3 separate regions of the Mus musculus genome follow, and all the other regions are linked to region 3. A link is a loop called in an ENCODE intact Hi-C map of the cell type or tissue named here. Cell type or tissue: heart. All regions are shown on one strand.

Region 1 (8,000 bases), 140 kb after region 3:
AAAACACAAAGAATGAAATTTAAGACTTTTTAGAATTTAGTGAAAATGAAGGCACATCATTTAAAAACTTGCGGGACACGAGGAAAGCAGTGCTAAGAGGAAAAGCCATACTTCTAAGTATCTCCAAAGAGAAACTGGAGAGAGCTTACACTAGCAGCTTGACAGCACACCTGAAAGCTCTATAACAAAAAGAAGCAAATGTACCTAAGAGGAGTAGAAAGCAGGAAATAATCAAACTCAGGGCTGAAATCAAACAAGTAGGAACAAAAATAACTAAACAAAGAATCAACAAAACCAGAAGCTGGTTCTTTGAGAAAATCAAGATATATAAACCCTTAGCCAGACTAACCAGAGGGCACAAAAACAGTATCAAAATTAATAAAATCAGAAATGAAAAGGGAAACATAAAAACAGAAACAGATTAATTTTAAAAAAGTCATCAGATCCTACTACAAAAGCCTGTACTCAACAAAATTGGAAAACATACATGAAATGGACAATTTTCTAGACAGATACCAGGTACCAAAGTTAAATTAGGATCAGATAAACCACCTAAATAGTCCCATAACCCCTAAAGAAATAGCATCAGTCATTAAAGTCTCCAACCAAAAATAGCATAGAACCAGATGGGTTTAATGCAGAATTCTACTAGATCTTCAAAGAAGACCTAATACCAAAGAGGAACACTCCTGTATTGTTGGGATTGCAAGCTGGTACAACCACTCTGAAAATCAGTCTGGCAGTTCCTTAGAAATTTGGACATAATTTTACCTGAGGACTCAGCTATACCACTCCTGGGCATATACCCAAAAGATGCTCCAATAAGGACACATGCTCCACTATTCATAGCAGCCTCATTTATAATAGCCAGAACAGGAAAGAACCCAGATATCCTTCAACAGAGGAATGGATACAAAAATGTGATCCATTTAGACAATGAAGTACTACTACTCAGCTATTAAAAACAATGAATTTATGTAATTCTTAGGCAAATGTCTGGAACTTGAAAATATCCAAAATGAATGTAACCCATTCACAAAACAACATACCTGGTATGTACTCACCGATAAGTGGATATTAGCCCAAAAGCTTGTGAAACCCAAGATACAATTCACATTACAGACCACATGAAGCTCAAGAAGAAGGAAGATCAAAATGTGGGTGCTTTGGTCCTTCTTGGAAGGTGAAACAAAATACTCACAAGAGCAAATATGGAGACAATAAATGCAGCAGAGATTGAAGGGAAGGCCATCCAGAGACTGCCCAACCTGGGGATCTATCCCATATACAATCACCAAATGCAGACAATATTGTGGATGCCAGGAAGTTTTTGCTGACAAGAGCCTGATATACCTGTCTCCTGAGAGGCTCTGTTAGAACCTGACAAATAGAGAGGCAGATGCTAGCAGCCAACCATTCGACTGAGCATGGGGTCCCCAATGGAGGAGCTAGAGAAAGGACTGAAGGAGCTGAAGGGGTTTGCAACCCCATAGGAAGAACAACAATATCAACCAACCAGACCCCCCAGATCTCTCATGGACTGTGAAGTAAGAGATCTAGATCATGAGTGAATGTCACTGCCTATTTCTGCCAGTCCACACATTAATTAGGAAGGAAACAAAACATTAACTAGCAAAATATTCACATTATAACAATAACCCCTCACTGGATGGATTTGTGCCCTCCATTTCCAAATCAATACCCTAACTGTTACTGTCCCAGAATGTGACCACACTTATACATGAAGTCTTTAAGGCAATATTTCTCAACCAGTCTGTTGTCCTACCCCTTGGGGTAAAACAACCTTTTCACAAGTGTCTAATATCAAATATTCTGCATATTGGATATTTACATTATGATTCATAACAGTAGCAAAATTACAGTTATGAAGTTGCAACAAATAATTTTATGGTTGGTGTGACCACAACATGAGGGGATATATATATATACACACACACACACACATATATACATATTAGAGAGTCGGATCATTAGGAAGGCTGAGAACCACTGCTTTAAAGAGACAGTTACTTTTTGATGACATCATTAGGGAAGATGTTAACTCAGTCTTCACACTATCTTCACAGAGAGAGATGAGGTACTCAGAGAAGAAAGATAGTTTGAAAATGGAGGTGGGGTATAGGTGTTGGGGTGAGCACGACTCATAGAGAGAGACCTGAGAGGACACCAGCCCTCTAGTCTTAATCTCAGACTCTACAGATCCATGAAAAAAAAATTTTCTTTCCATTGTTTAGGGCGTGTAGCAGTACTTTGTAGTGGCATTCTTGAAAACAGATAACCACTCCAGACAGGGAGACTAGGCAAGCCCAAGAGTCAGCAGTATGGCAAGGAGGGGTTTTGAGGAGCTGGCCTTTCCTTGCCAATGAGAAGAAGGACAACACCGGAAAGTCCATGCAGTCTACCTTGAACTCTCAGCAACTACAAATGGAAGGTCAAAATGATGTTGAGAGCTGAGTATACTGTTAGGAAACACTAGACACCCAGGAAAGACAGCACAGAGCAAAAGTAGCTCCCCTTCCTTGTTCTCCGTTAAAAACTGTGCTAGGGATGATGAGATGGCTCAGACACTCGGAGTTTCGTTTCCTGAGGCAGCTCACAGCAGCCTGTGACTCCAGCTCTAGGGGATCCAGTGGCCTCCTCTGCTTCCTTGGGCACTGCCGCACACGTGGCCTATATACACATATACATAAAATAAAAATAAAATAAATCTTGAAAATCAAGCCCAAACTAACAACTGTGCTTGTAGAATTCATAATTCATTTTTATGGCCTAAATTTCAGCTACGGAACCCAGCATACTGCTTATAACTTTCTGAAACCTCTGGGATCTTGCTCACAGCACAAGCAGCATGAGCAAGCTTTTAACTAGTGCAGGCTGGCTCGGCTCTGCCAAAAGGAAGGTGGAAATCCTGGTCTGGAAGGGGAGTTCATCCCAGAGCCCAGAACAGAAAAACCAGAGCAGTCTAGGAAGGGCAGTGCGGTGTTCTGTGTTTATCTTACTCACTGGAAAACATACCAGTCTGCTGACTCTTTCAGGTCACTTACTAGCAAAATAAACATTCTGAAGGCCACGGTTATGGTATCACACTGTCTACCATGCTCAAAGCGTTGTGCCTCAAACTAGCTAAGTGGATAAATATATACTAAGGAAGGACTACTATCATGTTTAAATTTTCATAACTTTAAATTTTGTTCATGGCATTTCTAACCCCCCACATTTTTTAATGCAAGTTTCTTTGAGTGAACCACACATAAGTTTATGTGAAAAATCAAGAAATTAAAGCCACAATTATTACCAATGGCCTATAATCTCTCCTTATTTTCCCTCCTTCTTTTCTTTCCCCTCTTCCCCCTCTCTCCTTCCTCCTCTTTTTCCTCCCTCCTTCTTCTATAGGATGCTTTCTTGATCCAATTCAGTTAAATGTTACCATTTCATTTCAAGAGTGGCTGAGAATCCCACAAAGCCATTTTCTTTGTAGCGTTTCTTCCTTTGTTGTAGCCTCTCTAGCATAGCATGTGGTGAAATGAGCACCTGGCATGAGTGTCGTCTGTGGTGGTAAGTTAGTCCTATGGACTCATTCTCTTGTTTCCATAATGTACATATAACTGTAAACACATGAGCCATAAAATAAATAAATGAAATGAATGTCAAGCCTTTGTAGCCACATGCTGCTTGGTATGCTGCCTCTGAAACCCTAACTTAATACTAGATGGAGAAATGGCATACATCATGAGTATTTGAGGTGTGTACTTGGGTCCAATGAGAAAGAGCAGGGTAAGATAAGTTGAGTGATTTTATTGTGCATCTGTCATTGTTTATTCAACTGAGTGAAACTGAAGCTTCAGCTCCAGATAGACGTTGTTTGAACCAATTATGCCTTACATGTGTTTGGAGGAAATTCAAGAATCTCCCTAGGTTTCAATCAAGGCATTGAGAACAAAGGGTGCGATACAACATGAATCGTGCGGTTATTGCAAATTGTAGCTGAGCTAATCCATATCAGACCCTAGGACAGTGCGTGGAATAAGGTTGGATGCAATGTAAACCACAAATTGAAGCAAAGCAACATAAACATTTTTATCATCTGACATATCCTATCTACAAAATAGAGATAATAACATCTCATTTTAAAGATATTGTGAGGAAAAATGAGCTTATATAAGAAAATTGGCTAAGAAAAAGTGCTTAGAATGGAATACATAATCAAGAAATGCTGGCTCTTATTCTCATTGGTATTTCCATTGAAACAAGGGTTTCCTTTACAGGCTTATTTTAGCATCCTTATGATTTGGCATCCCCTGGTGTTCATTTTGGACAACACAGTTTTGAATCTATTTGTAATCGCTAATTCACAAACTATTTTGCCTTGTCTAGATGAGCTGTGAGTTTTAAATATTTCTATTGAAATTGATTTATTTTTAAAGTATTTCATACACCAACTTTTTATCATGAAAAATGAGTAAGATTTAATATACACTAAACAATAGCCTAATGATAAACATAGAAAAAAATAACCTCCTATAACACTTTGGAAACTTAATTCCCTATTGGTGGATTTCATGGTATAAAGAGTTAAGGAAACTTCACACAGAAAAGCAAGTTTTTAGAATTGAATCTGCAAGATTTATGAAAAGTTACTTTGGAGGACAGGGGTGATAGCGTTTCCTCAACAGATACTAAATGTACGAACACAGGAAGTTACAGAGTCACTTGCCTCACCGAGGAAACTGAAAGCTGCTACAAATGGCTGACTTTGTATGCAGATCCTGACTGGACCTGAGGCAGTACTTGCAGTGGTCATCGGGAAAACAGAGAACTGTGGGCTTGCTTGACAGAAAGTCATTATTTAGTCTGTAAATGAGGCCACTGCATATTCACAATTTCCCCTCAAAACTCAATGCTTATGATTTGTCGTATGCATGAGTGTAGGTGTGTATGTGTGTTTATGTGTAAGTGAGCACATGCGTGCATGTGTTAGTGTGTGATGTTAGCAGATAAGTAGGTTGGAAATCAGGGGAGGTGAAATAAAAAATAATAAAATAGAAAGTAAAATTCTGACTATATAAGAGGAATAAAAATGATTTTTTTTCCTCTGCAGGATATTGAATTTTACAAGCAGCCTGCTGGATCAACCTTGCTTTTAGATTGATTTCATTCATCTTTCAGAAGAAGCTTCTGTGCTCATTTGACAGACAGTAGCGGGCAGTTGTGAATTTCCCATTCTGAGCTGGTTAGGCTGTGACACTGCCTGAGAACTCCTGGAGCCTGTCCTGTCCTATCAGCTTCCTTCAGTTTTAAGTGAATACTTTAAACTGTTGACCCAGCTCATGACCGAAAAGCTTTTTTTTTTTTAATTACTCCAGTGGGAAAATAGATGGACTAATAAATAGAATAGATATGCAAAATATGTAGCATCCCAGCAATGGGTATGAACATCTATGCAGCTTAGAAGAAGCCATCTTTTTGGCCAGGCAAAGACTTTCCAGTGCCAACTCTCTGGGGTCCTCCAAACTCCTAAAAGCAGCCCTTTGCCTATTATCTTATAATTAGTTTTTAAAATTTATATATATATATATATATATATATATATATTCTCCTCTCATACATCACATTCCAACTGTAGTTTCTCCTCCTTCTCCTCCCCTAGGGTCTCCCTCTCCCCCTCCTGTCTCCCCCAGCTCTTACAAGTAAGCACAATTAACTTATTGGTTACTCAGAGTGGATTTGATAGAATCCTACTTTGTCACTGAACCCTTATAAGGCTGCGGGCATTATTCATGATTTTCCAGGAAGAAATTCTCATCAGGGTGCCCCACCCAGTTCTATCAAAACATTGCATTTTTACTCATGTGGTATCCGTTTGTTTTTTTTTTTTTTTTAATAAAACTCTATAGAAATGATCCAAGCCTGTGGTCTGCTCCAGTTGGCATGCTCCTTCCTTCACACTGTCCTGAAATGTCCACCCCTCCTTCCTGGATAATTTATACTGTTGTCATACACACCTTTCTAGACCAGACCAGCCTTTGAACACTGCAACAGAATGTTACTTTCCAAGTTCACACTTGGGAATCCTACAACTGAGTTAAGAAACAAGAAACAGGTTCAAACAATCTTGGTCTACAAATTTACATTGCACTCCATTCATAGTTGTCCAGGCGGCACACATTGCATTGCACTTTTTTCAAACTTTAAGGAAAACAAGTACAGCCAACGTATTGAAAGGTAGTGATTTTGGATTCCTTCTGTTTTCCAGATTTAACCATAGGAATATTTGAAAGTATAACTAGATTTTTCCTGGTGCTTATAATAGTTCACATAAATATAGAACCCTTGTTTATCCACTTCATTTATGCAATTCATGTTGATGGGAATTTACAAGTTTGAAAATTTTGGTTATTATAGTCAGTGCATGTGTCCTTCTACACAGACAGGGTTAAGGAAGATTCTTCCAGTTCTGATGAGATGGAGACCCAGGCATGAGCTAGATGGACTGAAGCTCCAATATTTCAACTTTGTTGTGTACTGCTCCACTGTCCTTCGATGCTTCTGTGCAAATTTACCTCAACCATGGGTGAAAGCAGCATTGTTTTTCTTCCTGTGGACACTATTGTTTGGTGTTATGATCTTGATTGTCACGTGGCTTCAGAAGGATCACACCAGGCCAAATAGTTCCATGTGAGGTTTATTGGGGTCGGGTGTGGGGCAAGGTGGCAGTAGAAAGAGAAGGGAGAAAAGAGAAAGAGAAAGGGAGAAAGATCAGGGGTGCCTTTATTTATGGATGCTGATGTAGTCACAGATAAACTTGGGAGGTGAGCTAGGTGGATTCTGGGAATATGGTGGCTGTTAACTTGGCAATTGGTGTGCGGGTCATGCCTATGTGATGTCACAGGTTTCAGAGGTCCTGATACCAATATACCTCCCTTCTTGTTATTATAAAGAGAAGGAAAAGAGAGAAGGGGGAAGCTGATGGTGAAAAGGGAATGAGGGTATTGTGTCTCTTAAGCTACTTCCTGCTGTCTAGGGGTGTCATCAACTTTGGTGTGCAGCTGACTTTCACCATCGGGATCCACTTGGTAAATGTTCGCATCAGGTTTCTCTGTGGACAGCAGATCTTCTGTGGGCAGTGACTGGTAGTCCTGTAACAGGAACTGATTCATAGTTTGGTTAGATTTTTTTTTTATTTGTCATTGAAGGAATGTAGAAACAAGATTAATGAGGCAGGGAGCAAATAATAACACCAGGAGGATGACTAGAAAAGGCATTACAAAAGGTAGTATCCACTTCCATATAGGGTTTTCGAAAATCCCAGAAATTCATGTTCCTTGAAATTCTTTATGTCTGACTGTAGCTCCTGGATTTTATTTCTCACTATCCCAGATTGGTTGATGTAGAAACAGCATTCTTCTTGGAGGAACAGGCAAAGGCCACCGTCTTTATCTGTCAGGGCATCTAGCCCCCATCAGTTCTGAAGCACCACAGCTACCAGAGAATCGATCTGTTTCTGGATAGTAAGCACAGCCTCAGTCATTCTTGAAGATCGCTTTTAAATTGGGAAGTGAATGTATTATATTGGGTCATGGAAGTTGTTTGACCTGCAATTCCAGTACCAACATCTATGGCTATTGCCATAGTGACCAAGAGTGGCACGACCTGAACTGCCCTCTTATGTTGGGCAGCTATCATATCTACATCTGGGATTGGCAGGGGCTCATTTCCCTGGATTACTCCCAGTTCAGGAAAAAGGAGTACCAATGTGCAAACTCCTAACCAGCTGATGGGTAGGCGATGATATGCCTGAGTGTCACAAAGAATCAACGTGTTCTGGATTGCAGGGCATTGTGGCAGAGATGATATATCGAGGGTTATGGTTCTATTGCCATCTAGGGAACTTAGCATTCCTATAGAATGTGTCCCAGACGTATTAAAACAGTTTGCCATGCCAAAGAGAGGGATAGAAGTAACATATGGAGTCATGGCAA
Region 2 (8,000 bases), 100 kb after region 3:
AAAGCCTGGAAACCAATTCCACAAGCAAATGATCCGGAGAAACAAGCTGGAGTAGCCATTCTAATATCGAATAAAAGCAACTTTCAACCAAAAGTTATCAAAAAGGATAAGGAAGGACACTTCATAATCATCGAAGGAAAAAAAATCTACTAAGAATTCTGAACATTTATGCTCCAAATGCAAGGGCACCCACATTCATAAAAGAAACTCTACTAAAGCTAAAAGCACACATTACACCTCACACAATAATAGTGGGAGACTTCACCACCCCTCTCTCAGCAATGGACAGATCATGGACACTGAAACTAAACAGAGACTTAGTGAAACTAACAGAAGTTATAGACCAAATGGATTTAACAGATATCTATAGAACATTTTACCCTAAAACAAAAGAATATACCTTCTTCTCAGCACCTCATGGTACCTTCTTCAAAACTGACCATATAACCAGTCACAAAACAGGCCTCAACAGATACATGAAGATTGAAATAATCCCATGCACCCTATCATATCACCATAGACTAAAGCTGGTGTTCAGTAGCAACAAAAACAGCAGAAAGCCCACAAAAACATAAAAGCTGAACAATGCCCTACTCAGTGATAACTTGGTCAAGGAAGAAATAAAGAAACTAAAGACTTTTTAGAATTTAATGAAAACGAAGGCACAACATACCCAAACTTATGGGACACAATGATAGCAGTGTTAAAAGGAAAACTCAGCTCTCAGTATCTCCAAAAAGAAACTGCAGAGAGCATACACAACACCGATCTCTCCTGCCCTCTGGTCTCATACTCTAGAAATGTATGCACTGCCCCTCAGCCCCATGCATACACACATACATACACACTGATGCAGATACAATGCTAACAAAAATAATACATGAATAGGTAAATGAAAATATGAATATAATCAGGACCGACGTAGGACTTTATTTGTCAGAGTTTAAGCAGAGGGATGCAGATAATTAAGGTACAGAATAAGCAACACTTCACTGATGCATTCAGAAGTCCAGTGCTGAGAACACTGTGCCTCCCTGAAACTCCACTTGGGGAGTACAATGCTCTTGCCTTTTATAAATGTCACTTTCTCAGATAAACCTCCTCTTGCCCTTAACACCAGATCACTCCCTCCCATTAACTGTTCTCCCATACACTCTCCTTTTCTTCATAGAATTTTTTATGGTTTAGGAGACATGTTGTTGTACAATTGATTACAGTGTTCATACCTGCTTCAGAGACTTCCCTTCATCGTAAACTAAGACAGAAGCCCCCTATCCCATCTCTACTCCCCCTGCTCCTCCACCCACCCACCCACTTCCACTTCCCGGTCCTGGCATTTCCCTACACTCGGGCATCCAGCCTTCTCAGGACCAAGGGCCTCGCCTCCCTTTGATAACTGGCAAGGCCATCCTCAGCTACATATGCAACTAAAACCATAGGTCCCTCCATGTGTACTCTTTGGTTGGTGGTTTAGACCCTGGGAGCTCTGAGGGGTGCAGGTTGGTTCATATTTTTGTTCCTCCTATGGGGCTGCAAACCCCTTCAGCTCCTTGGGGCCTTTCTCTAGCTCCACCATTGGGGACCCTATGCTCAGTCCAATGGTTGGTTGAGAGCATCTACCTCTGTATTTGTCAGGCACCGGCAGAGCCTCTCAGGAGAGAGCTATATCAGGCTCCTGTCAGCAAAGATGCTCCAACATGTAATAAGGACACATGCTCCACTATGTTCATAGCAGCCTTATTTATAATAGTCAGAAGCTGGAAAGAACCCAGATGAGGAACCCTCGACAGAGGAATGGATACAGAAAATGTGGTACATTTACACAATGGAGTACTACTCAGCTATTAAAAAGAATGAATGTATGAAATTCTTAGGCAAATGGATGGAACTAGAAAATACCCTGAGTGAAAACAATCACAGAAGAACACACATGGAATGCACTCACTGATGAGTGGATATTAGCCCAGAAGCTCAGAATACCCAAGACCCAGTCCACAGACCACAGGAAGCTCAAGGAGAAGGAAGACCAAAGTGTGGATACTTCAGTCCTTCTTAGAAGGGGGATCAAAATGCCCATGGAAGGAGATACGGAGACAAAGTGTGGAGCAGAGACTGAAGGAAAGGCCATCCAGAGACTGCAGCCAGGACTCTTAACCACTGAGCCATCTCTCCAGCCTCAAGATTCTTTTAAAATAAGAGTTTAGTGTTGCATCTAGAGCAAAATATCAGTTGGTAACAATCACACAGAAATAACAATGTCGTTTTTTTCCTGATTAATAAAGTAAACATTTCTTATTGAAAGATAAAATTTTATACACTGACCTGTGCTGATAAAATTTTTAAATGGATTGAATGTTTATTAGTTCTTTTATTTTTATTCTGTCTTTTGACTAAATGAGAACTACACCAAAATTAAAAACTAAATTCTATTTTTACTTTTTAGGTATTCTATATTTTATTGAGTTATATGTAAATAACCTCAGGAATATTGATTCTGTTTTATTATTATGTATTATAATATTACATTTCATTTTTATATTAATTATGAGATGTTAAATGAAATAATTAGTTCTTTATATTATGGATACAAAAATATTTTGCTTTTCATTTCTGTCTACTACAATGGGACCTTAATATCAAACTCCTATAGTAGCTAGTACCCGGGAGGCCTTGTATCAGATTTTATTTACAGTTTACATGTGTCCTTCAAGAGGGACCTTCAGATAATTGATAGGCTGCATCCACTGCTATGGGATAGCATATACAAAGAGAAACTGTATACAAAGAGAAAGGGGAAGGTGACCAGTAGCAAGGATCATCAGCTTTGAGTTAATGGGGACCCTGAAACGTAACTGCTCATATGCCCTTGACCACATACCACTAACTCTGTGTACCTGAGGAGAAAAGAGTAGAGTCACAAGTGAAATTGTAGATTCTGGCAACAACTTACCTGCTAAGCATCAAACAAACTCTGGCAGGTTTGACTCTTTGTTTTAATTATAAAATTCCTAACTACATTAAAATATTCCCCAGTATGCATTTCTTAAAGCCATGTTACAGGATCATAATGGTAAAACTAATATTGGGAACCTTATAAATACGATTATAAACAAATTGAAAACTTCACTTCAGGGATGCTCATAAGACTTTTAATTTGGTAAAACCGATCTATTTTACTTGACATATTTTACTTTTTAAGCACATTAATTGCATTTCCTTCTATTTGTCCCTTTATCCAGATCCATATCCAGAGAACAGAAGGGTGTGACCATATGACTTGTTCACAGTGTAACACTAATTTTTGCTATCGATGTGGAGAGAGATACCGCCAGCTCCGGTTTTTCGGAGACCACACATCAAACCTCAGTATATTTGGATGCAAATATCGCTACCTCCCAGAGAGACCTCATTTAAGAAGATTAGTTCGAGGGTCAGTCTGTGGTAAGTAGCACACATGATTGCTCTCAGGTGCCTCCTTAGGATCCGAGGAAGGGCAATAGCATGAGAATATCAGCCATGCGAATCTCCAGGGCTTGCTATGGGCCAGGGGTTCCAGTAGGTCCTTTACCAAAGAGTGAGAAGAGAATCACTCCTTTTATGAACAAAATTGAAAAGTTAAGGTTGTTAACATGACATTCTTTCATGATCAGCGCTTCTGAAACCCTGGGAAAGCCAATTGCTGACAAGAAGAATGTATGGACTTAACAGGTATCTAAACACAAGGATGTGCTGTTGATTGTTTATAGAATATGAAATGGGACAATGATGAAAAAGCACACACATCCCAAAGAAATAAACAAATAAAACAGTAAATGTTAAGACACAATCAATGGTAGATTGTCATAGCAGAAATTAAACAAAATTTTAAATTAAAAATGTTTAAATAAGATATAATTTATGGTTGTGAAAAATTATATTTGATTATTGAAAATGATGTTCTAAGAGAATTGTTACTGATCTTGGAATAAGAGAAAGCGTGCTTACTCCACTCAAAATCATCTTTAGCAGTCCATGTCCTACACTGTCAAGTTTATTCCTTCTAAAGGGCAGATATTTGCTCCTTGTATTCCGTGATGGTTGGGAAGAAAATGTCAGTGCTATTATTACTTGACAGTTATATTCTGATGCTGTGAAGAAATGTCTTGGTGGATACTTTAAGGATATATTACTAAAGAGATTAAGCTGTATGTTTATAATATGTAACCCTTTGTACTGTATTCTAGCTTCTTCCACACAGCTCTATGGATACACATGCCCTTGTTCAATAAGATTTCATGTCACTTAACTGAGTTTTGTTATTGTGTAAAGCAAAAGAAAAAAACGTATGTCTGGGCATTATGTTAAATGGACAACAATTCATATCTAAATACTAGGTATTAAGTAATGCTAAAATTGATATTTAAAACTGTATTTTTTTATATCTAGTCATCTAATTCCAAAACTGTTTTCTATGAATTAAAAAAGTTAATTTTTCCTGCCAAACTCCCAACAAATGGCTGAATTATCTTTCATTCATTGGTCAATGATCATAACTTATAGATGGTATTGCTGTGTGATTCTTAAGTAGCTGTGTGACTACTGCAGACTTCCTGTTCCCTTCACACTCTTTGTGACATTTCGTTTGTACGGTTATGTCAAAAGTCACAGCACAGTAACAAGAAATAAGTAACTGTCCTGGTTTTGTCTATGTTGGAGCCTTTTAGAGATATAGGGAGTCCTCTAGTGGCTTCTGGGCTGCAGTTACATGTAACAATGGTGATTATTATCACAGATCAAATATTCATTCAGCAGAGAAACCGCTGGTGCTGCCAAGCGTGCTGTGCCTGCCAGCACTGAGCTGTCTTACAATGCTGCCTGTTAACATTTGTTTCAGTGATTCACTTGGGTAACTTCCAGCACATCACTTACGCAGTGGGAAGTTCCCCTAGCAGTTGTCTTCAGGCATCCCATTTGGAGTTCAGTCTGTTAGACATTCATATGATGTCCCTCTTTATCTAGCAAGTAAATAAAGCATTGTTCTTAGACATGGGGCTGGTCAGACACCCTCTCTGATCCCTACTGGCTGTCTAACTTTGTGAGCTCAATAGATTATCCTCTGAGTCACTCCATTCTTAATCGTTCAACATTTTGTACGTTGAAAGTAGGAGAAATCTAAAGGAAAAGCACAGAGACTGAAGCGCATCAGTGAAAAGGATTATAGTCTGTTTTGGGTATAAATAGTAAGGGACCTGTGGCTACACGGCATCTGCCCATGGCTTTGTGGCACTGTACATACACCATGTATCAGTTCTATATGTGCCCTTAATTGTTCTTATGCTTCTTTAAGGATTACTGTAACTGCTCTGTAACTCAGCAGTGAGAGCCTTTAACTCTTATACTTTTGTTTTTCAGCTGGAAAGCTCTTCATTGCGCCTCTCATCCTGGTTTTGGGATTGGCACTAGGGGCCATAGCAGTTGTAATCGGTAAGACACGTGACATATTTGAGATTAGATTTCTCCCACAGCAGTAGAGACCGTGTGAGTGTACATGTGGTGGTGTGAGTCAGTCAGTTTGTGTGGTTTCTGCTCTGCCTTGCTTAAAACAGCCATGCAGTTCAGGGCATATAAGTCAGAGGAACATGTTTCCTACAGGATGTGTTTATGAGACTTTAGTATATAAACATATGTATTAAAGGAGTAGTTTTCAAACAGCATGATAGTCTGTAGTCTGTTGCAGACACACATTGCTAGATTCTACTGTCAGTTTCTAGCACAGTGTGCTGGCTGGACCCATGAGTTTACGTTTCTAAAATGGTCCAGATGCTACTAATGCTATTAGTCCATCGCTGCTCTGAGAAGCAGACCTTTAGAAATGCCAACCTAAACGCTCTGGACAGAAGCTACATTGATCATTATTCCTATAGAAAACGGGGTGCTTTCCTGAATTAAATGATTTTCCACATGTGAACTTCTCTTTATAGATAGTGACTGTGTGGGGCAGAGAGAATTACAAAATATCTCACATTTAAGTCATTAGAGTCAGTTGGGACTTTAGGAACCACATGTATGTTCTTATATAAAATGTATGCCAACCAATAATGAAATAAATATTATAGTGTGCACATTATAGGATTGTGACAATAAAGACAAGGACAAAAGGCTAGACGGTTTCCTAGAAAACATTGGCTCTGTTGTGCTGGTGGTTTTTTAATTAGACTTGTATGACTGAAGGTGATAAAGGGGTCAAAGGACTTCAGGGAAATAGAAAGAATGAAGTCGTATAGAAAACACATCCCATACTAATTTTATGTTTGTGAACTATTAATAATTATTGTTGTAAATTAGTTTGTAAATAAGTAAAATTGGGAAAATTTAAGTATATATGTATGTACACATATATGTGTACACAGACATACACACACTCACACACACACACACACACACACACACACATACCTCAGCACTTTCCTCCCTAATTGCCTTCATTTCTTTTCAATCTCTAGGTTTATTTGTATTTCCTATATATTGCCTTTGTAAAAAACAGAGAAAGCGATCACGGACAGGTATGCACTGGTAATCCACAGAGGATTTCACATGATGTCAGCCGGTACCGGGAGGAGCCATGCAGGATGGTGCACTTGTCTGTGAGTTGGATCCTTAAAACTACCTAGAGGAACTTCTGCCATCTTGTCTCCTGTGGTTCTCTGCAGACCACAGTGCCTCTAGCTACGGTGCACTCCCAACATGGCATCCTGTCCTTTCCTTAAGCAGATTGCTGCTTTTTAAAAAAATGGTCACTTTCGTTAACTATATACATTTATATAGTAACTCTCACCTTTGTGGTTCTTGGAAGAAAATATTTTGAGAACAGGATATCCTCAGATGTCTTTTGAGGATACCTCACCTGGAGTGTTATTTGGATTGTCTGAACCTTGTGCTTCCCCCGGGCTGTCTCTGAGACATGGTATGCATAGCTGAATCCGGCCTGTCTCAACAAACAAAGCCACTTTTCAGAAGATAAATCAAAGTTCACCAAATGTACCTAATTGTCCTCTGTAACCCAAATGGTATCATCGTTTTGTTTTTTGGATACTGTAATTGCTTTAAAAAAAAAAGTGTCAGCACCCAGAGGGAATTAATGAAACTAAATTAATGAAAAGAACCATGAGTTACTGGTCCGTCTATGTAAGGATGTGAATGTGTGTATATAAACACCGTATTAAACCAGGCTCCATAACCATGTGCTTGCCTATTTCCATGTCTATTTTCATAGAACCTTTCAGCCTTGATGGTTATTTTTGTGGGCCTAACTTGGTAATGTACTGAATTAAAGCCAATGTCAACAACAGATTGTTTCCATGGTAACTGTCTGTTTCTTGCTCTTCCTATGGTCACACGCACACACAGCATCGTATGTGATGTCACTCTGACACATACCAAACATTGTAAACTGGCAAATCCATACGGATGGTTTCAGAAAGTCCCACGTTTCCAACAGTTGCTCTTTTCAGATTCCTTGGACTTTGACACACATATTTTAGCCTGTCCTGGGATTATTTAATAAAGAAAAAAAATCTTTTGCTTTGAAGAAAAGTGCTTAAACTGTTAATTTAATCCCCATTCTGCTCATTATTTAATTACTACCTTATAATCCTAGATAATTCTGATTTAGGTCAAGTTTTTAAAAATTATTGAATGTTCCCTCTCCTATCTTTTTTTTTTATTTGTCCTCAAGTTTTTTTTTACAAAAATAAATACTAGTTTTGGAGGATTTTGCCTATGTTTACTATGTGGGTACATGATATGTTGATATCTCCTTATAGAGAGACAACGTGAAAACAGCTTTTTATATACATAGTTTCTTCAAAACATAAACTGCTTTTGGAGAAGGAAGCAAATGAAAATATTTTCAGGAAGTTCTTTTGAGTGAGGAAATGGAATTTAACAGCACAGCTCTATTTCTATTTCTCTGCTTTCATCATTAAGTTTATTAAAACAAAGAAGAGATACTGAGATGCCTA
Region 3 (8,000 bases):
AGACAGTGTTTGGTGTTCTTGCTAACTTTTTCATTAATTTTTCCTCTTTGGAGTTTTCTTAATGGGTTGAGGTGGAAACGAAGACAAAGCTTTTTGCATCTCTGTTAAGCACTCAGTTTCCCTTTTCTTCATGAATCAAGTTCTCTTTCTCCTCAGATGAAGAGCGGGAAAACTAGGTGAGACCCAGAGTCCACTGTGTAGCTGAGCAGAAGTCCAGAAAGGCTTCTTTAGTCACTTCACAGTTTAGTTAAATAATTGGTTTCTTTGTGCCCTTTTAAATAGTTAGAGGACTGTCCTGTGAACACACAAATCTAGTGTTTAAAGTTGTTTAAAATTTATTTTTATTTCATGTGCATCGGTGTTTGCCTGTATATCTGTGTATATCTGTGTGAGGATGTTTGAGCCTCTGGAACTGGAGCTACAGACAATTGTGAACTGCCATGTGGGTGCTGGGAACTGAACCTGGGGCCTCTGGAAGAACATTCAGTGCTTTTAACTGCTGAGTCATCTCCTCAGCCCCCATAGCAGGGTTTTTGTTGTTGTTTGTTTCTTTTGTTTGTTTGTTTTGTTTTTTGTTTTTCAAGGCGGGGTTTCTCTGTATAAGAGCCCCAGTTTTCCTGTAATTTGCTCTGTAAACCAGACTGTCTTTGAACTCACAGAGATCTGCCTACTTCTAGTACTTTCCGTATAATTGTTTAATGATATTTAACATTACGCATTTTTCTCCATGACAGGAGAATTTCACTATAGCTTTTATATGCACAATTAAAGTGATTTAGAGTCTAAATTATCACATATTTTTTTTCTAATTAGCTAATTTTGTTTTTAAATAGTCTAATATCTGGCTAAAAATTTTCAAGGAAGCCCCAAGTAAGCCATATTCAAAGGGCAGGTTAAAAAAAGGTGATAATAGAAATGACTAGTACTACAAAGTCATTAAGAGAATCCTAAGGTTCTGGATCTGACATTGAATTCTGAATTTGAGTTCAGATATTAAAGGTGGAGGATTATGGGAGTTGTTCAGTTCAGGTTAGGACATGCTGAGAGTTGAAAGTGATATAGGCAGGACACTAAAGACACTTTTGTTGCAGAAACAGCCATATACAGTTTGTCAGCTGATGGTCTGAGCAGAGACAATATTAACGTCTATAGTATGTCTGTGAAAATTTTGTTATACACACACACACACACACACACACACACACACACATATATATATATATGTATATATATATGTATATATATATATATATATGCTATATTTCCTGTTTCTTTTTCTTTTTGCCATTGTTGTTTTGTTTGTTTGTTTGTTTTTAAGACAGAGGTTTTCTACATGTAGCTCTGGTTGACTTAGAACTTACTCTACAGACCAAAAGTGGCCTTGAACTCAGAGGTCCACCTGACCTTTGCTTCCCAAGTGCTGGGATTAAAGGTGTGTGCCACCACTACCCAGCTAGTAACTATATTTTCACTCTTTTTTTTTTAAAGAAAGAAAGAAAGGAAGAAAGGAAAGAAAGAAAGAAAGAAAGAAAGAAAGAAAGAAAGAAAGAAAGAAAGAAAGAAATCCCATCAGCACACTTATCAGTGGTGCTCCATGAACCTGGGATAGACTGAGCAAAGACCCACCATTATAGGATTGCGTTATGATTCCTCTGTGCTGTTGGGGACCTGTGAGTCCCAGACCTCATGCTAGAGGTGCCAGGCCCAGGAGTCAGGCACGAGAGGATTTACCTAGAGGAAGATGACATGTTGCTCAGAAATGCTAGCAGCATGTAGCAGGAAGAAGTCCTGGTAAGGAAAGAAAGGGCAATCCTTGAACAGGGAGATGGAGTCTTCTGGAGTCCCAGCAACATCCGTCCACTTACCTGTCTGGGCTTTCCAGCGGGTTGTGTTTCTGAGGTGGATACTGAGGATTGAGTGAGTGAGCTATCTCTCCAGGCTGCCTGAGTACCATTTAATCATCAAAAAATAGTTATTCTTCATTCTTGGGTCAGACTACTGAGTGCCAGGGCATCTGGCGGCAAGTCACCATGCTCTGGTGTACCTGAGCTTCAACCGCACCTGATTGAAACCCATGACCTTTGGGTCTCTGCTTGGTCAATACTGAATTCTTAGTTCCCTTGTAGCCTTTGCATTTGCCTTGGAAAATATTTTAGAACAAATCAATAACAACTTCAAGGTTAAAAAATAATCTACACATTTAACAGATTTTTCCTTTGACATGAATGTGTAAATTGAATTCCCTCCCTATTTTAAAAAAATAAAAATGGTTGGCTTCCCAAAAATGTTTTCATTGGCTTTAGAAAACTAAATCACACCAGTGTTTGGGTGACTAATACTTCCTGTAAAATAAAGATAGATCAACACATAATTAAGTTCTGGCTGAGATATAATTGTTGCCTTGGAAACAGTTTTGGGTATGAATATGGTTATGTTAATAAGTTTCCCTGATTCCTAATGATGATCCAGCTGATTAATCAGGCCAGGCTACCCACTTAAAGGGGTTCAGAAACAAAACAAAAACCAAACAAACAAACAAACAAAACCCCAAGAGCCCACAAAAATAATTCGCGAGAGAACACTGAGCAGAGGAAAAGCAGTAAATGTCAGATTAGTTATTCCTTAGTGCTTGTAAATATTATAGTTGGAGGAGCAGACGACAAGTGCTTTTGGGTTATTTATGGTTTTCGAAGATCCTTCCTATCGCACCAGGTAGAATGCACACCATCGCCTCTACTTCTCGAGCGTGACATCCCAGTGTGTTCTCCGTCCAGAGCCCAGGGTCCAGCAGTTTTTGTCGGAAGTTCTACTTAAAGCAGAGCACTAAGGGGCGCCTGCAAGCGCTTAAGCATTTGGCTGGGGCCGAGTGGGAATTCTTAGGGGTGAGAGCACAGCTCAGCTTAGATCACCCTCACTCCTGTGTGCGTGCGACTGTGTGCGTGGGCGCCCGCGCGCGTATGTGTGTACGTGTGGGGAGGTGTGTGCCAAAGGGGTGGGGTGAGGGGAGGGAGCAGGGCCCTAGGTGCTGCACGAGGAGAGGGAGGTCTCCCGCTTCTCCTCCAGGGACACCAGCCACTGCTTGCGGACTCGGCCACCTCTCGGTGACGCCACAGGCCCGGCGACCCTCGGGATCGCCGGCTGCGCGCCCCGCCGCGGAGGCAGGGATGGCGCGGGGCTGACCGTCTCCTCCCGCCTCCCGGGAACTCTTCCGCCCCACCCGGGACTCGCGGGTCCGCGGCAGCGCCGCGACGTGCATGCGGGCCGGGCCCCCTCAGCCTGAGGCCCTCGGAGTCCTCGAGGCGGTGCCCGGCCGCGCCGGACGAGGAGGAAGACGACGACTACGAGGTGGAGGAGGAGGAGCCGGCTGCCCGCACGCTGCGGCCCGGGAGCCCGGGCTCCCCGGAGGGCGCTTGGGGCGTCCCGGCCCCGGAGGAGGGATCCGGAAGCAGAAGGGCCGCCGCGAGTGGAGCGGAGCCGCTTGCCCGCGCTGCCCGGCGCCGGCTGGGGGTCCGGGCGGCTGGATGGGCGGCGGCGGCGCAGGCCGCGGGCGGCGATGGGCGAGGAGCAGAGCACGGTGAGCGGCAGCGGCGGGGCGCGGGCCTCTGGCGGAGGCTCGGCGGGCCAGCCCGAGTCCCCCAGGCCGCGAGGGGACCGCGTCCGGACAGCCGGGCCGCGCGCTGCAGCCTCCTCTTCACGGCCGAACGGCGGCGGCGGCGGCAGAGACCCGGGCTGCGTGGACGCGAGTGTCCAGGAGCCTGCGAGCAACCGGGCCCCGGCAGGGCAGCCCGCGCGACTGCCACTCAGCGGGCCCCTGGACCCCCAGAGTCTGGAACTGCAGCTGGAGCGCGAGGCGGAGGGAGCGGGGCCACGGGAGGCGCCCCCCGGCCAGCAGCCCCCCGACGGGCTGCTCCTGGACGTGCTGGCCCAGCGACACCCGCCCCCCGCCAAGCCGCAAGTCCTCTGCTCCGTGTACTGCGTGGAGAGCGACTTGCCCGAGGCCCCCTCCGCCGAGTCCCCGTCGCCGTCGGAGTCCCCACCTCAAGCACCGCTGGGGCCGATTCCCGCCAGCCCGCCGCCCTCCTTCCCCAGCTCCCCGCTGTCGCTCCCGGCTGACCCCCTTTCCCCCGACGGCGGCAGCATCGAGCTGGAGTTCTACCTGGCTCCGGAGCCCTTCTCCGTGCCTGGCCTATTAGGGGCTCCACCCTACTCTGGCCTGGGGGGAGTAGGGGACCCCTATGCGCCCCTCATGGTGCTGATGTGCCGGGTGTGCCTGGAAGACAAACCCATCAAGCCCCTGCCCTGCTGCAAGAAGGCGGTGTGCGAGGAGTGCCTCAAAATCTACCTGAGCTCTCAGGTAACTCTCCACTACTCTCTGCCCACCCTCAGCCCTGATCGCCATGGCAAGGCATTAAACTTCCTAGCAAGGACAGAGGTGACCGGTCCCCTTATCCAGGGTCTCCAGCAATTGCTGGCGTTCTAGTTGTTATTGAATGTATTTTACTCACACTGGTTTATTGGCTGGTTAACTCTGCTCTGAGATTCAGGTTTTGGTTGGCAGCTGCTAGAGGAATGAGGTGGATTGCCCTCTGATTATTTTGTCTGTGGATTGCATGCAAGAGCTTGTTCCCAGGAAAGTAGAAAGACTGCCTCACAGGCCTGGCATCCCAGAAACTAACAGACAGTGAGCATAAAATAAATATTTGTGGACCTGGTGAGGAGAAGGTTTGGAATTAGTATGTCAGGGCTGTGATAACCTGCCTTTTAAATTCGTTGCCTTTGTATATAGCCAGCGAAATGTAAAGAAGAAAGAGCAAAAAACTCTTGCCTACCCTTCCACACCGAAGTTAAAATACTTTTTTTCCACTGAAATTTTAAGCCAGCACAATACTTTTATCTCTTCAAGAGAGAAACAGAACAGAAAGAGCAAAACAAAGCAGAGAGACCAAAGGTTTAACCAAACAGGGGAACGCAGAACTTCCTTCCCTCCCTCCACCCTCTTCTGACGGGCTTGTTGGTTTTTTTTTTCTTGGAAAGCTTGAGAAACCCTCCTTCATGGTTTTCAGTCTGTGGTGTTTCTGACAGCATTTTGCACAATCCTTAATGCCCTTTGATCCCATGTCTGATTGTCCTAGGCCTATTCATCTTTCAAAACCTTGTCTGTTCAGGTGCCAGCGTTTCTGTGCCAGACGCTGCTTTACCTCAGCTTCCAGGCCACTGCTCAGATATTTTTAAAATGTGTCTTCTAATCGTCCCTGCACTGAAATTGTTCCCTTCCTGCCTGTTTGTCTCCGTAGACTGGACACTGATTTGTTTGTCTGTATCGGCTGAAGGCATTTGAACCGGGCTCTGAACAGTGTGGTTCCTGTGTATTTTGTGGGTAGCTGCATTGCTGGAGTCTGGTCTGAAAGGGTGGAGTGTGCCCAATTGGAAGTGCAAAGGCAAACTTACATGGAGTGGAACATTACACTAACAAGAGCTCGGCCCAAGCAGCTGAGACTAGCCACATGCCCCTGAGAGACCATGGTGTCTGTTTTGGGATGTATCCACCGGTGGAGATTTAAACAGGAATGTCTGCTGCTTGTTTGGGGTTGTTTCTATGACATTACCCTTGTATGGATAATGCTGTGTGCACAGCCTTATGGTGGGATCCAGACATTCCTAAGATATGGGCCTTGCTCCAGAGAAGTCGTGGTGAGAGCAAATTCCTTCAAATATATACTACAGAGTAGCATCTAATGTGATGTAAACACCAATACCAAGGAGCACTTAGCATTTATTTATTTCGTCATTCATCTATTCATTCATAGGCAGGAGGTTGCTGTGTGGCCCATGGTGGCCTTTTAACTGGCTAAGTACCCCAGATTGGCCTTTAACCTTTGAGGCTACTGCCTCCTCTTCCTGAGTTCTGTGATTAACTTTGTCCTACTATGCCCAACTCCAATCTTTACCTACTAAGTGCTCTTACAAACACCAGCTGGTTTTATGTTCAAGGTCGGTATTTCAGGTGGATTGATACCCTGCCTAGCAGTTTCATTTTATTTACAATAGGCCCTTTCTCTGAAGCAGTTTCTTTTTCTTTTTGTCAGCATAAGTTGGTTTTAGGATGTTGGTGTTTTGAGTTGCAATGAGAGGGGGGAGAGGAACAGGTTGAGTGCTGAGTCCTCAGTCTTCACAGCACACAGCATGCAGCACCTACAACAGACTCCTTTGAAGTGACAGCACTCTCTGAACTGTGTCTGCAATCTATGACATCAGGTGTTCCTGACCTCCCAAAACAACCTGCAGGAATCTCAGCAGCATGAAATAGACACTATTTCAAACAATCACAGCACAAATTAAGCCCAGAATGGCAGGCACGCTTCTACCTTAGGACACTGTACTTGTTCTCTGTGTCTAGATATCTGCCTCCCTGTCCTTTGGCTTGTTCTGTCTACCACCTCACCTTTGTATATTCACATATCGTCCTTGTGGTCTTCACAGAGTGTCTTTGTAGGTATGCATTTGCACATGTGTGTGCATGGGTTTTGCACATTTGTGCACTTGCACAGAGGCTAGAGGAAGATATTGGATGTCCTGCTCTCTCCTTCCTCCTTTTGAGACAGTGTCTCACTGAACCTGAAGCATAGGAAGTGTTTCACATAGGCTATCTGGATGAGTTCTGCAGTCCACCTGCCTCTGCTCCCCGGTGTTGGAGTTGCAGGCATGCTCACATTTTATATGGATGCTGGACATTTGAGCTCAGAGCCTCAAGATGTAGGCTGCAAACTCTTAGCAACTGAACAATTTCCCCAGACTTTGTGGCTACCATTTAAAGGTTGAGCCTTACCCTACACTCCTGTGTCTCTTCCTGGGTTTTAGCTTTTCTCCATAGCACTAATGTATCTTGTACCTAAGTAGATAGCTTCTGTGAAAACAGGAGTTTCTGTATGATTTTGTTAATTTCTGCCTATTTAGCAAATGACAGATATTTGCTCAATAGGTACTGAATTTGTAAAGAACCTAAGGTCACCCCAGAAAGCTTAGGTGCTAAATTTTGCACTGGATATTTTTCGTATTTAAGGTAAAAGATAAACACTGAAGGCCGATAAATAAAATAGGCTACATTTACCATTCTATCTAAAAGAATTTAAGCAAACTTTTAGCTTATACAAACTTAAGCCTTTTTCCATTGGATAAAGTACAAGATCGTGGTTGTAATATTTCTGATATGATCCTGAATTTTAACATCTCATCATCTTTATATTCAGAGGTCTGTGTTTTACCGTCATCTATGCCCAAATCTTCTCCTCAGTGAAATGTAACTGTAGACAGCGATCTGTGGAGAATCTACCAGTGCCGGAGTGAAACTATGTCTTAATATGTGGTTGCAGCCAGGCCTGATGGTACAGATCTGTAATCCCAGCTGCTTGGGAGATTGAGGCAGAGAGATCTCAAGTTCAAGGCTTGCCTGTCAACTTTGTGAGTTCAAAGTCTCCATGAGCAATGTAGTGAGACCCTGTCTCTAATTTTAAAGAAGGTGTGTGTGTGTGTGTGTTTGTGTGTGTGTGTGTTGGGGGTAGGGAGTGGCAGGAGGTTGGACTTATATATAGCTCAGTGGGGGAGTGTTTACTTAGCCTGTGTGTGACTCTTTAGGTTTGATTCACAATGCCAAAAACAAAACAACAACAGCAACAAAAATAGGCAGGGGAGATGTTGCATGTTTTCTTTTCTCATCTGATAAGATTTTTGTTCTAAACAAATGTGGCAAGCCTTGACTTCAAGGCCTCTTAAGACCTTTATGGGGCAAAGGATGTGTTAGACCTATTAGTGACGTCTTTGTATTTGAGTTTGTGCCACATGCTTAGTGCATTATTTAACAATATTTAAGAATGTAAAGAAAATCAGTATTAAACATTTTATAAAAACATTAAAATGCATATTAATTGCGAGTTGGAATCATGCCTGGTTAAGTGGACTCTTCTGAGAAACAATGCTGTATTCTTTGAAAGAAGACAGAAATT

What was found. Hi-C counts contacts between places; a loop is a spot of excess contacts. Peaks named below come from ENCODE experiments on the same cell type or tissue, not always from the same donor. Only the 100,000 strongest peaks of a DNase experiment are listed, where the experiment ranks them.
Region 1: a loop joins it to region 3, with 5 times the contacts of the local background. A loop is called at or near these places in 3 of 42 quality-filtered maps.
Region 2: a loop joins it to region 3, with 11 times the contacts of the local background. A loop is called at or near these places in 8 of 42 quality-filtered maps.

What each region holds. Positions count from the first base shown.
Region 1 is chr10:31,462,349-31,470,348 of GRCm38, reverse strand. It overlaps Gm51764 (a long non-coding RNA gene), which reads right to left. Exons shown (of 3, transcript XR_003948861.1): 3 at 7,452-8,000. Among named protein-coding and RNA genes, the nearest start is that of Gm51764, 18 kb to the right of the region's middle. In heart, a CTCF peak has its summit at 4,327; no DNase peak of the experiment used is centred here.
Region 2 is chr10:31,501,214-31,509,213 of GRCm38, reverse strand. It overlaps Rnf217 (ring finger protein 217), which reads left to right. Exons shown (of 6, transcript NM_001146349.1): 4 at 3,240-3,441; 5 at 5,392-5,463; 6 at 6,483-7,327. The coding sequence ends at 6,556. Among named protein-coding and RNA genes, the nearest start is that of Gm51764, 56 kb to the right of the region's middle. In heart, a CTCF peak has its summit at 4,726; no DNase peak of the experiment used is centred here.
Region 3 is chr10:31,604,738-31,612,737 of GRCm38, reverse strand. It overlaps Rnf217 (ring finger protein 217), which reads left to right and starts at 3,013. Exons shown (of 6, transcript NM_001146349.1): 1 at 3,013-4,354. The coding sequence starts at 3,554. In heart, a CTCF peak has its summit at 4,120; DNase peaks (open chromatin) are centred at 3,037, 3,507 and 4,107; H3K4me3 peaks cover 3,413 bases; H3K27ac peaks cover 2,544 bases.